Regions from separate parts of the Mus musculus genome. Here region 2 is linked to region 1. Evidence: chromatin loops called from intact Hi-C (ENCODE). Cell type or tissue: left cerebral cortex. All regions are shown on one strand. Each heading gives the region's core, and the rest is flanking DNA. Links, peaks and the distances in the headings are about the cores only. Region 1 holds the start of Abl2 (v-abl Abelson murine leukemia viral oncogene 2 (arg, Abelson-related gene)). Region 2 overlaps Tor1aip2 (torsin A interacting protein 2).

Region 1 (5,372 bases), core at 139-5,138:
CCTTTGAAACGCCCTTTCCCGTGACTAGTCTACACTTCTTCTCCTTCCCTTTCCCCGAGCTATGTGCAGCGGGACAGTTTATCCTTCACTTCACTCCTGTACATATTATCAATGAAACCAGCTTGCTACCTCTGCTAGCCGGTCCTTCCTACAGATATTACATCTCCATCACCAGCCTCTCAGGTCTTAGGATGGCTTCTGATATTTTTCTCCTTCTCTATTCTGCCCTCCTCTAGAACAATGCTCTTAAAAATGGTCAACAACACACTATGGAAGAACAAAAGAATCCACTTGGCATCAAGGGGAAAAAATATTCATTCATTCTTCTTCTTCTTCTTCTTCTTCTTCTTCTTCTTCTTCGATACTGGGGCTTGAACTCAGGCCTCACATAAGCTGTGTACACTGTCACTAATTTACAAGGCTCTATACTTAATTTTCCTCATGGCACCCTTTCTTATACTCTATTTCTGACCGTTGATTACATTATTTGTTAATTACTATAACCTTGTCTATATTAATAAAGACACACAAATTAAGAGTATGTGCTCAAAATTTGTATTTACTAGAGTTCAGGCACTTGCCCCCAAGCCTGATAAAGAGTTTAATACCTGGGAGAAATGACTCCCCAAGTTGTCTCCTGACCTCTGCATACATGGGTGTGTGCGCACATACACATACACACAAAATAAATATAATTTTAAATAGTTTAGAAACAGCCCTTCTGAAGAATATGACACCGAGTAAGTCCCAGACTATGCGGAGCACATATGTATACACCAATGCAGCTCAAAGAAAAACTCATGTTCAGACCACATGGAAGGAAGCCCTAACCATGCCCACCCATCGACAGCCCCGCCAGCCATCTCAGAATCCTGTGTCCTACTCGGATAGGCAGAACAGGGTGGTTTGGCAAAGCCTTTCATTTCTAGTTTGGAGAAAATACTCTGTTGAAAGTAAAAAGATACGGAAAAGGGTTTCACAGTTCACCATTCTGACACTGCTCACCGCCTGGTTCATAAAGCACATACCGAATATGCCACCACAATCTCTTAAAGATTCAGTACCTATTTCCCAATTCCTCAGGGCACGACTCGTTCCCGTCGTTCACAACCGGTTTATCCTCCCACCTCCTGAACCTGAGCTCATACCTGCCTTCATCCTTCCCTCCCTGGGGATACCATCCACAGTTCCACAGTCGCCCCGTCCTGTCCCAGGATAGCAGGACAGTCAAGCCTGGGTCCCTAAGACCCCGGTTCGTGCTCGCCGCCGCCGCCGCCCCCAGACGCTGCCAGCCAGGCGGGGGGAGGGGTGTGCCTCGCCTCCCGTGACTGGCCCAGATGGCAGCCGATTCCGCCCCCACTCGCGGGCACCCCTCCAGCCCTCGCCCCCCGAAGGCTGCCCATCCGCCTCGCACCTCGCCCCGACCCCACCCCACCCCTCCCCGGCCTCCCTCATGCCCTCCACCGGCTCCGGACACACTCACCGTGCTGGGTGAAGACGTTGAAGCCGGCGTCTGCGGTACGCCCCGCCGGGTCCCGCCTGCGGCCCGAGGGCCTGGCTGCGCTGCTGCCCCGGATCCCGCGCGGCTGCGGCTGCTGGAGCCCCGGAGCCTCCCCGACGCGGCCCACCTGCTGCCCCATCCCGCCGCTCGCGTACTCCCGCGCCCCCGCCGACCCTTGCTCACATTCCTCCTCTGCTCCGGCCTCCGGAGCTCCTGGCGCCGCTCCGGTCTCTCCGGCCCAAGCCCAGGCCCTCTGGGCCGGAGTTGCCGGCGGCTCCCACGCGGACTCCTCGGAGCCGCTGCCGCGCTGCCTCCCAGCGACTCACAGACTCTCCTTCTCCCTCCCCCTCCGGCGGCTCCTCGCCCCAGCCGCCGCCGCCATCTTTAAACCACCGAGCACAGGGCGAGCGTGGGACAGAGCGTCTCCCGCCCCCCTCTCGCCCAAGCACCTCCGCTACTCGGTGGGCGGAGCTCGGCGGAGCCCCGCCCCGCGCCGCGCCCCGCTGGGTGGAAGCCGGGGCCCACAGGGTCAGCGAAGCTTTCGAGGGCCCTCGAGTGCTTTTACTGCTACCTTCACCCACGTTCGGCTCCACACACTGCCCCACTTGGAGGACTGTGGGCGCCCGGCCTTTCCCGTCCCACCTCCACCTGTCAAATCAGAAGAGGCTGAGAAGCCACCACGTGCGCCGCGCAGCTCAGCACCAAACAGCTGAGGCTCCTGATCCCTGGGCTTCGCTGCCATTCAATTGAGGAGCCCTTCACACACACTTAGCATTGGGCCCAGAATGAAGTTTGGAATGGTACAGAATTCACGGGGAGATGGTCAAGTGCGGGGTTAACTTAATTCGGTGAATTATTTCTTGATGTGCACTTTGCCGTCTTATTGGCAAAGCGGTTAGAACTCAATTCTTCATACTACCGTGGATTTCTCTTGAACTCTTCCACCATCGACCTACCCGCATGTGTTTCTGTTTACTTTAAAACGCCTGGTGGGGCGCTGGTGAGATGGCTCAGTGATTAAGAGCGCCGACTGCTCTTCCTAAAGGTCCCGAGTTCAAATCCCAGCAACCACATGGTGGCTCACAACCATCTGTAACAAAATCTGATGCCTTCTTCTGGAGTGTCTGAAGTCAGCTACAGTGTACTAACATATAATAAATAAATGAATCTTTAAAATAAATAAATAAATAAAATGCCTGACAGTAAAGCGACTCTTCTCACAGACATGCTTTCCTCTCAGTGCAGGTTGGGCCCTCCTTTTTGGCAAGGAAAAGATAAATCACTTTGACCTTGTTTCTGAGTCAAAACTTACTCATCTTCACCGTCTGGGGTCTAAATAGAGAAATGGACAGAAGAGAAGCTATTTTTATAGATGTACACCCTATGTGCCATGAGGACTGGAGCCATTGCTTAAACCAAGGAAAACCACCCTGGGGAAGAAAAGAATTAGCAAAATAGATATAATTCCCCATACATGTCTTTTGTAGAATGGTGTAAGATCACAAGTGCATGTGGGTGAGACTCAAACTCAGGACCTTGAGTTCCAGGTGAGTGCTCTACCACTTGCTACTACCGCCCCCCACTCCAGCTGATTTTGATATTCACTATTAAAGAGCCTTAGGAGCTGGGGAAAGATGGGTTAATGACAAAGAAGACTTGCACTGCAAGCCTGACCACCTGAACTTGCTGCCTAGGACCCACACAAGCAGCTACTGGTCATAGAGAAAAGCCAGATGCACCAGCCCAAGCTCTGTGATCCCAGCTGGTCCACAAGAAGGGGGGAGGCAGAGATAAGGGGGTCTCCAGAAACCTGGCTTACATGTGCAGTGGCTAAGGGACCCTGTCTTAAAAGAAGCAAGAACTGACAGTAAAAGTTGTCCTGTGACCGGCACGCACACACATGTGCCCACACTAAGAACACTCTAAGTTATTTCATCGCCACCCAGGGTACAGCCAGAGACAACGGAATTTAGTTCCCATTGAAAAGAAGCACTACACTTTAGCACTGGATGGAATATGAATTTTCATTTATATCAAAGTCTATCTGTATTTAAAATACCCTTTTTTCCCCTGAGTGTCATGTTGTACCACTATTATAATAGATCCAGAGACAGTTGGATCACAAATTCAAGGCTAGACTAAAGTGCATCGTAAGAGCCTGTCTGAGAACAAAAGTGGCCACACACCTCGATGTTATGCTATGGGCTTGTACTCGCACTGCTAAGAAAGCTGAAACAGGGAGACACTTGACTTGAGGCCGAGAATCTGAGTGAGACCAACCTGTGTGGCATAGCAAGACGCTGCCCCAAATACTATTTATTTTCTTTTCATTCACAAAGTGGTTACAGTTACTGAAGAGATTAATTCACAAAACACAAAGATGATCATAGAAGTAGGATTTGTTTTTATTGTTTGTTCTTTTTTATTTACCCGTGGAATTTCAACTTGGTGACAACAGTTTGGTTTCTCTGCTAATTCGTGAATGATGGACAGTAATTGCTGTGTAGAACAGTGCTGTGGTTAAGGGCAGGGACTCTGAAATTAGAAGGCTTAAACTCAAAACTTAGCTCTAGCAGAACAGGGATAGTTATATGCCTGCAACCCCAGAAGCTCTGAAGGCTGGAACCAGAAATCAAGCCATCCCAGGATAGATAGCAAAACCTTTTATAAAAACAAGCATGAAAGTAAAAAGAAAAAAAAAAAGAAAAGAAAAGAGGGAAGGAGAGAGGGCAGGAGGAAAAGCATATTTGTTGTAAAAGAAAAAAACCGTCTGTGGTGGCACAAACATCCAGGCAGATGCAAAGCCTCATGTAAATATATACTATTATTCACACACACACTCAAAATATAAGGCAGAGGAGGAAGATTCAGAAGTTCGAGGCCAACCTTGTCTCAAATAAACAAAAAACAGTAAAGCAAAAGCAACAGAGCAGTGCTTGTAGAGTCCGTTTACATAGATTCTCCAACGACAGTGGATTCTCTAGTTCTGTCTTCTCCTTGTTTACAGAGATTCCCCAATGACAGTGGATCCTCTAGTTCTGTCTTCTCCTTTCTGGTTATGTTTTAATACAGTTTTTTATTACCGAGAATGTCCTATGTATACACATGTATTTTGATCATATCCTCCCACTTCTCAGCCCTTCCTCTGCCCTTGTCCCTGAGTGTGGACAACCAACCTACCAATGGGCACATCCCCAAAGAGAACCACTCTCCCACCCCAGCAGCCACCAACTATTAATAACCTCTCAGCTAGAAGTGGGGCCTCATGAGCGCCTCCTCAATTCATGCTGGAATTTTGGCTTGCTTGATTTGTGTGTGTGTGTATGATTTATTTATTCACTTTACATCCCAATTGCTCCCCTCCTCTACTCCCAGTCCCACCCTTAAAAGTCCCTCTCTCCATTACTCCCTCCCCTTCTCTGAGGAGAAGGGGAAGCCCTCACTCGGGTACCACCCCACCCTGGGACATCTTCTCCCACTAAGGCCCAACCAAGCAGTCCAGTTAGGGAAAGGGGAAGCAACGGCAGGCAACAGAGTCAGAGACAGCCTCTGCTCAAATTGTTAGGGGCCCCACACGAAGCCCAAGCTGCACATCTGCTACAAATGTGTAGGAGGCCTAGGTCCAGCTCCACATCTACTCCACATCTGCTACAAATGTGTAGGAGGCCTAGGTCCAGCTCCTGCATGTCCTTTGCTTGGTGGCTCAGTCTCTGTGAGTGAGCCCCCTGAGGCCCAGGTTACTTGACTCTGTAGGAATCCTTGTGGTGTTCTTGACCCCTCCTGTTCACTCAATTCTATCTCCCACTCTTCCACAAGACTCCCCAAGCTCTGCCTGATGTTTGACTGTGGGGTCTCTGCATCTGTTTCCATC
Region 2 (5,372 bases), core at 107-5,106, 520 kb after region 1:
ACTAAAGAAACAGACTCTGAAGTAGTTCTCTTATCTGCTAAAGTCCTACAATCCTCACTCAGGGGACTGACTGACAGTTCAGGAAGCCCGATCAGTTATGACTCCAAAGTCCATGTGCATAATCACTGTTCAAGATACCCTTATTGACAAACGCTTGTCTTACTGCACAAAATCTGTGATAAAATATGAGAACTATGCTGAAAAGCCATATGTAGGTCAACTTACAAGGGATACTGAGGCTTCAGAAACATGGGTGGAGGCTTCAGAAAGCCAACTGTGTGGGTTTTGCACAGTGGCCTTAGTGTTTAATAGGAAAGTGAAAGGCAGACAAGGCTTCTCTAAACAAATTTCCCCTTGGGAAATTTAAGAAGCACTTTAATTCCTTGGACTGGTTTAAAATAACATGCAGGCTACAATGCACAACTGTAACAGCCAAGCATCAGGGTACAACTCTCTAACCCTATTTACTAGGCAAAGGCTGTGGTCTCTGAGTTTACCTTAAACTGGCCTAACAGTGGGTCCAAGTAAGCCAGGGATATATAACGGAGATCCTAGCTCAGAAAAATAAACTAAAACCCCCCACAAAACAAGCAAACAAATCAAAACTCCTTCTCTACTCCTTAAGTGACCAGCTACGTCTAGCTACTTGTTTACTATGGAAGCTCTAGGTGTGGTAGCTCTACCTTAGGAGGGGAACTTTAAGAAAAAGAGCTTAAATGAGTCAGCTAAGGTCATGTGATAACTGCAACAAACCTCCTTATCTAGGAGTGGACTCTGCATCCAGATCATTCGACACTTCAGGGCCTCAAAAGTTTTCATAAAGAACCTCAGGTTGCTTTGTTTCAACTATCCCAATCCAAAAGGCTTCCTAGAACATTTTTATTTTGTCTACTACAAAGTTCTCTACTTAAATCATTTTCAATTTACAAAGGAATTATACAGTATAATTATAAACCTGGTAGTTCTGGGTCCCTGCTGTAGCCTTCACAAAACAACAACAACAACAACAAAATCCTCTTATACATTTAAATAAGCCATTTTTAAACCCAAGGGCAGGTACTCGGGGTGTGGTAGTGCATGCCTTTGATCCCGGGGCTCCAAAGGCAGAGGTGGGTGGATCTCTTGAGTTCGAGGCCAGCCAGGGCCACAAACAGAAACCGTATCTTCAAGGGGAAAAAAAAGGTCAGGTCACACAAACAAAACTGGCATTTTTAGTTAGGAAAGTTAGCTCAGCCCTGGATCTATATAAACAAGAATAAAATTTGATAAAGTAGAGACTACTACAGATTTTGTTCAAAGAAAAGTTTTTTTTTTTTAAAGCTGGGTTTGAAACATAGTTGAGTACATAAGTAGGTTAAGTAAAATAATTACGAGTTTCAAAGTTTGTCTCTTTCACCATTATTAGTAACTGAAAAACCTTAACTGTTCTCTTTTAAGGCTTAGTTACGCAGCGAGATAAGAGAAATGGACTCCTACAATGAGAATTCTCGTTTACATTTCAAAACTTTTAAGTAAATTTACCTTTCATCTGAAGTCCCTATCAAAAATCTACTCTCATCTTGTTTCGTTTTACGCTTGAAAGACTCCAGGTATATTCTCAGCACCCTCCCGGAAATTACAGACCCATCCCAACCTACCTCGATTTCTGTTTGTGCCGTAGGGGAGGTGGGGGTGGGGAGGGATCCTTTCTCAAAGACCTTTTGAAAGGAGAAAATAGTAGTTCAGACACAAAAATATGTTAAAGTTATGTTTTAGTTTTGCTTACTTACAATTTCCAGCCAGGTTTTAAAACACGGGACAGTCAGGATCAGCGGTACCACTAGGCCGTTCCTCCAGCTCCACAGCGCTGGTCTGCAACCCCCAGCCGCCACGGCAGAATGTCGCCTGTACCGCCCACGTGACGTGAGCTCCGCAGGGAGGAACCCGCGGAATGCTGGGATAGGTAGTCCCTTGGCCCCACCTCTCCCAGCTCCTCCCACTAGACTTCCTAGAACCTTAGTGCTGGCCTCTGTGAGAGCCATCATCCAGCCACACAGCCTGCACCACTTCTCAAGGTGGAAGTGGCTGTAAACAGGCTCAAAGACTCTGACCATCTCGTCCCTTAAAATGGACTCCTAGAATTCAAAGTAAAGTTAAGAGACAGTAACTGACGATAGTGGCAAGCACCACTCAGTCACGACTTTGAACTCAGCCTCTTAACCTAACTAGAGGCTATCCTCAAAATGACTGCTTAATCTAAATCTCAGTTTGCGCGTGGGTCAGCGGGGTCAAGGCTTCATACCCACATGAAGTTGTTATGAGCACCTAAGTATAAGTAGCATGTCTGCTAACAGGCGATAATAGACTACGAAGCAAAAATAGCTATTATTTTGGGGTTTGGTGATACAGCCTTTAATCCCAGCATCCAGAAGGCAGAGGTAGATGTATCTCTATACGTTTTACTTGGGCTGGCGAGATGGCTCAGCGGGTAAGAGCACTGACTGCTCTTCCGAAGGTCCTGAGTTCAAATCCCACCAACCACATGGTGGCTCACAACCACCTGTAATGAGATCTGGCGCCCTCTTCAGGTGCTTCTGAAGACACTTCAGTGTACTTGCTTATAATAAAACTTTGGGCTGGAGCGAGTCAGGGACTGAGAAAGTAGAGCCGACTGGCACCAGCAGAGGTCCTAAATTCAATTCCCAACAACCACATGAAGGCTCACAACCATCTGTACAGCTACAGTGTACTCATATACATAAACAAATCTTTAAAAGTTTTCCTTTATTTAGACAGGATTTAAGTTGCCCAGTTTACCTGGAACTCATTCTAAGTCTCAGAGTCAAACTCAGGATTCTCCTTCCAGTGTAGGGATTAACAGGCCTGTGCTGCTAGGCCAAGCTCCAGCTCGATTTTAATTTTTACACCGTATTTTTTTTTCCCTGTGAGAATAAGTGGAACCAGCTACTATGCCCTTAGTTTATTTCAAGTATTTTAATCTTTTGGGTTTTTGAAAATTGATTTTGGCTTTTTGAGACAGGGTCTCACCATGTAACTCTGGCTGGCCTGGAGCTAACTGTAAGACCAGGCTGTTTCTACCTTCCAAGTGCTAGAATTCAAGGTATTTACAAAGTGTCATTTTGTTTTGATTTTTGGAGACAGGGTTTCTCCATGTAGCCCTGACTGTCCTGGAATTCACTTTGTAGACCAGGCTGGCCTTATATTCACAGAGATTAGCCTCCTGATTGCTGAGATTAAAGGATTGTACCACCAGTATGGTTTACACAACACCGGGCTAAAACTCACATTTTGGTGCTTGTCACCTGAGCTATGCATTCCAAGAATTTCCTCCTTTCCTTATTAACAATTTTGTCCTTTGCTACAAAAGCCATAATCCCCATAGTATTTCCTTGCCCAATCAGAATCATGATTATGCAGCCGGGCATTGGTAGCACAGGCCTTTAATCCCAGCACTCAGGAGGCAGAGGCAGATCTCTGTTTGAGGCTAGTCTGGTTTACAGAGCCAGAGCTACACAGAGGAACCCTATTTCCAAAAACCAAAAGATTTTTAAAAAAGTGATTATGCATAATAAACCAATATTTTACTTATATGTGTATAGTGCAGCTATGGGAGTTAATGTGAACCATGCTCTTGGTGTTTACGGAGGCCAGTGGAGGGCATCAGGTCACCTACAGCTGGGCTACAAGCTATTGAGGCGCCATGTGGGTGCTGGGAACAGCAAGGACAGTAAGTACTCTTAAGACTTAGGCAGCCAGGCTTGGTGGTGCACGCCTTTAATCCCAGCACTCGGGAGGCAGAGGCAGGCGGATTTCTGAGTTCGAGGCCAGCCTGGTCTACAAAGTGAGTTCCAGGACAGCCAGGGCTATACAGAGAAACCCTGTCTCGAAAAGCCAAAAAAAAAAAAAAAAAAAAAAAAAAAAGAGAGAGAGAGACTTAGGTAATCCACCCTCCTCGATCTTTCAATAATTAAGAAATATTTTTAAGTGTTTTGCCAGGCATGGTGACAGTGACATATATCTGTAATCCTAGCACTTGGGAGGTTAGAGCAAGAGAATCAGGAGGTCTAGGCTAGCCTCAGTTATATAGTGAGTTCTAGGCCGGTCTGGGCTACATTAGTCCCTGTTTTGAAAAGCCCTCCCCAATAAAATACTTTCATTTAAAATTGCTGAAGAGTACTGACTGTTCTTACAGAGGATGGAGGTTTGATTCTCAGCACTCACATGGTGGCTAACAACTGTGTAACTCCAATTCCAGGGTCAAATGCCCTCCTCTGGCCTCCATTGGCACTAGGCATACTTGGTATACAGGCATACATGCAGGCAAAACACCTATACACAATTTTCTTTTTAATGTAAAAGTTGCTTAATTTAGAGAGCCAATATAAAGAACACAGGATTTCTAGAAATAATTTTGTCAGATACACATACCAGTTAATACCAGTTTATTTTTGTGCATCTGTCTTCTCTAACATATGGCAAATTCTCTAAGTAAAACTCTTCATTCTTCCACATTTTTCTAGTTCCCAAAGAAACTGTTTTAAGTTCAAAGCTCAGATCGTCACACTCATGGCCCAGAAAGATCTCTTATAATACTGGAAATGAATCTACTGTCTATAATAATCTTTTAGAATATATTCAAGGCTGGCTCAAAAGAGGTTGGAAAACACCTACAGCAGAATATCTGGTTTGACAAGAATTTGGCTTTAACTCATAGTAATCCAAGTTTGTTTTTTGCAAAGTTGTTAGGTGTGGGTGACAGCTTCTAAAGATGACACATACCTATGACCTAGGCAAGAGGGAAAAATCCTAAGCAAATCTATGTTAAATGCGAAGTTAACTGCCTCTAAACTTTAACATCCTTATTTTTTCTTTGAAAAAGCCACTCATAAAACTACTTTATAAGTACTTTTAATTACAAAACAAAGCACATGCCAATTATCCAATAATCTTTGTAACCTCTCATTTTCTCTGATTGACCAATTATGTATAGAACCTCTTCACTTTCTTTTTCATGTATCCTTCAAACCAGAGTTTAACAAGCCAGCACCCAGGTGTCTTTAGTCATCTGTTGCACACACTGCCTTATGAGCTTAGAATATAAACACTACAAAAATTTATATCCTTTCACTGCTGTACATCTATTAAAGAATTTTTGTGATTGTTGACTGTGTAAATAGGCACTTTACAAACAAAGCATTACTGGAAAAGACACAAGCCAAACATTACCAAGTTATCAGTACTTCTCAGCGTTTTGTAGAAAAAAAAAAGCCACACCCAGTTTTCAGGCTACCACGAATGAGTATCACTTTCGTTTTTCCTTAAGTTTTGTTTTCTAAAAAAGTGCTACCAAGTGTGGTGGCCCACACCCTTAA

The links. Peaks named below come from ENCODE experiments on the same cell type or tissue, not always from the same donor. Only the 100,000 strongest peaks of a DNase experiment are listed, where the experiment ranks them.
Region 2: it touches region 1 in a loop (6-fold over the local background); 1 of 42 quality-filtered maps calls a loop at or near these places.

What each region holds. Positions count from the first base shown.
Region 1 is chr1:156,555,317-156,560,688 of GRCm38, reverse strand. It overlaps Abl2 (v-abl Abelson murine leukemia viral oncogene 2 (arg, Abelson-related gene)), which reads right to left and starts at 1,902. Exons shown (of 12, transcript NM_009595.3): 1 at 1,484-1,902. The coding sequence starts at 1,640. In left cerebral cortex, for the core only: a CTCF peak has its summit at 2,477; DNase peaks (open chromatin) are centred at 1,109, 1,263, 1,956 and 2,405; H3K4me3 peaks cover 2,301 bases; H3K27ac peaks cover 1,732 bases.
Region 2 is chr1:156,037,400-156,042,771 of GRCm38, reverse strand. Tor1aip2 (torsin A interacting protein 2) reads right to left here. Exons shown (of 7, transcript NM_172843.4): 2 at 1,638-1,697. Among named protein-coding and RNA genes, the nearest start is that of Tor1aip1, 3.6 kb to the right of the region's middle. In left cerebral cortex, for the core only: a CTCF peak has its summit at 2,542 (motif pointing left); a DNase peak (open chromatin) is centred at 1,915; H3K4me3 peaks cover 1,478 bases; H3K27ac peaks cover 1,159 bases.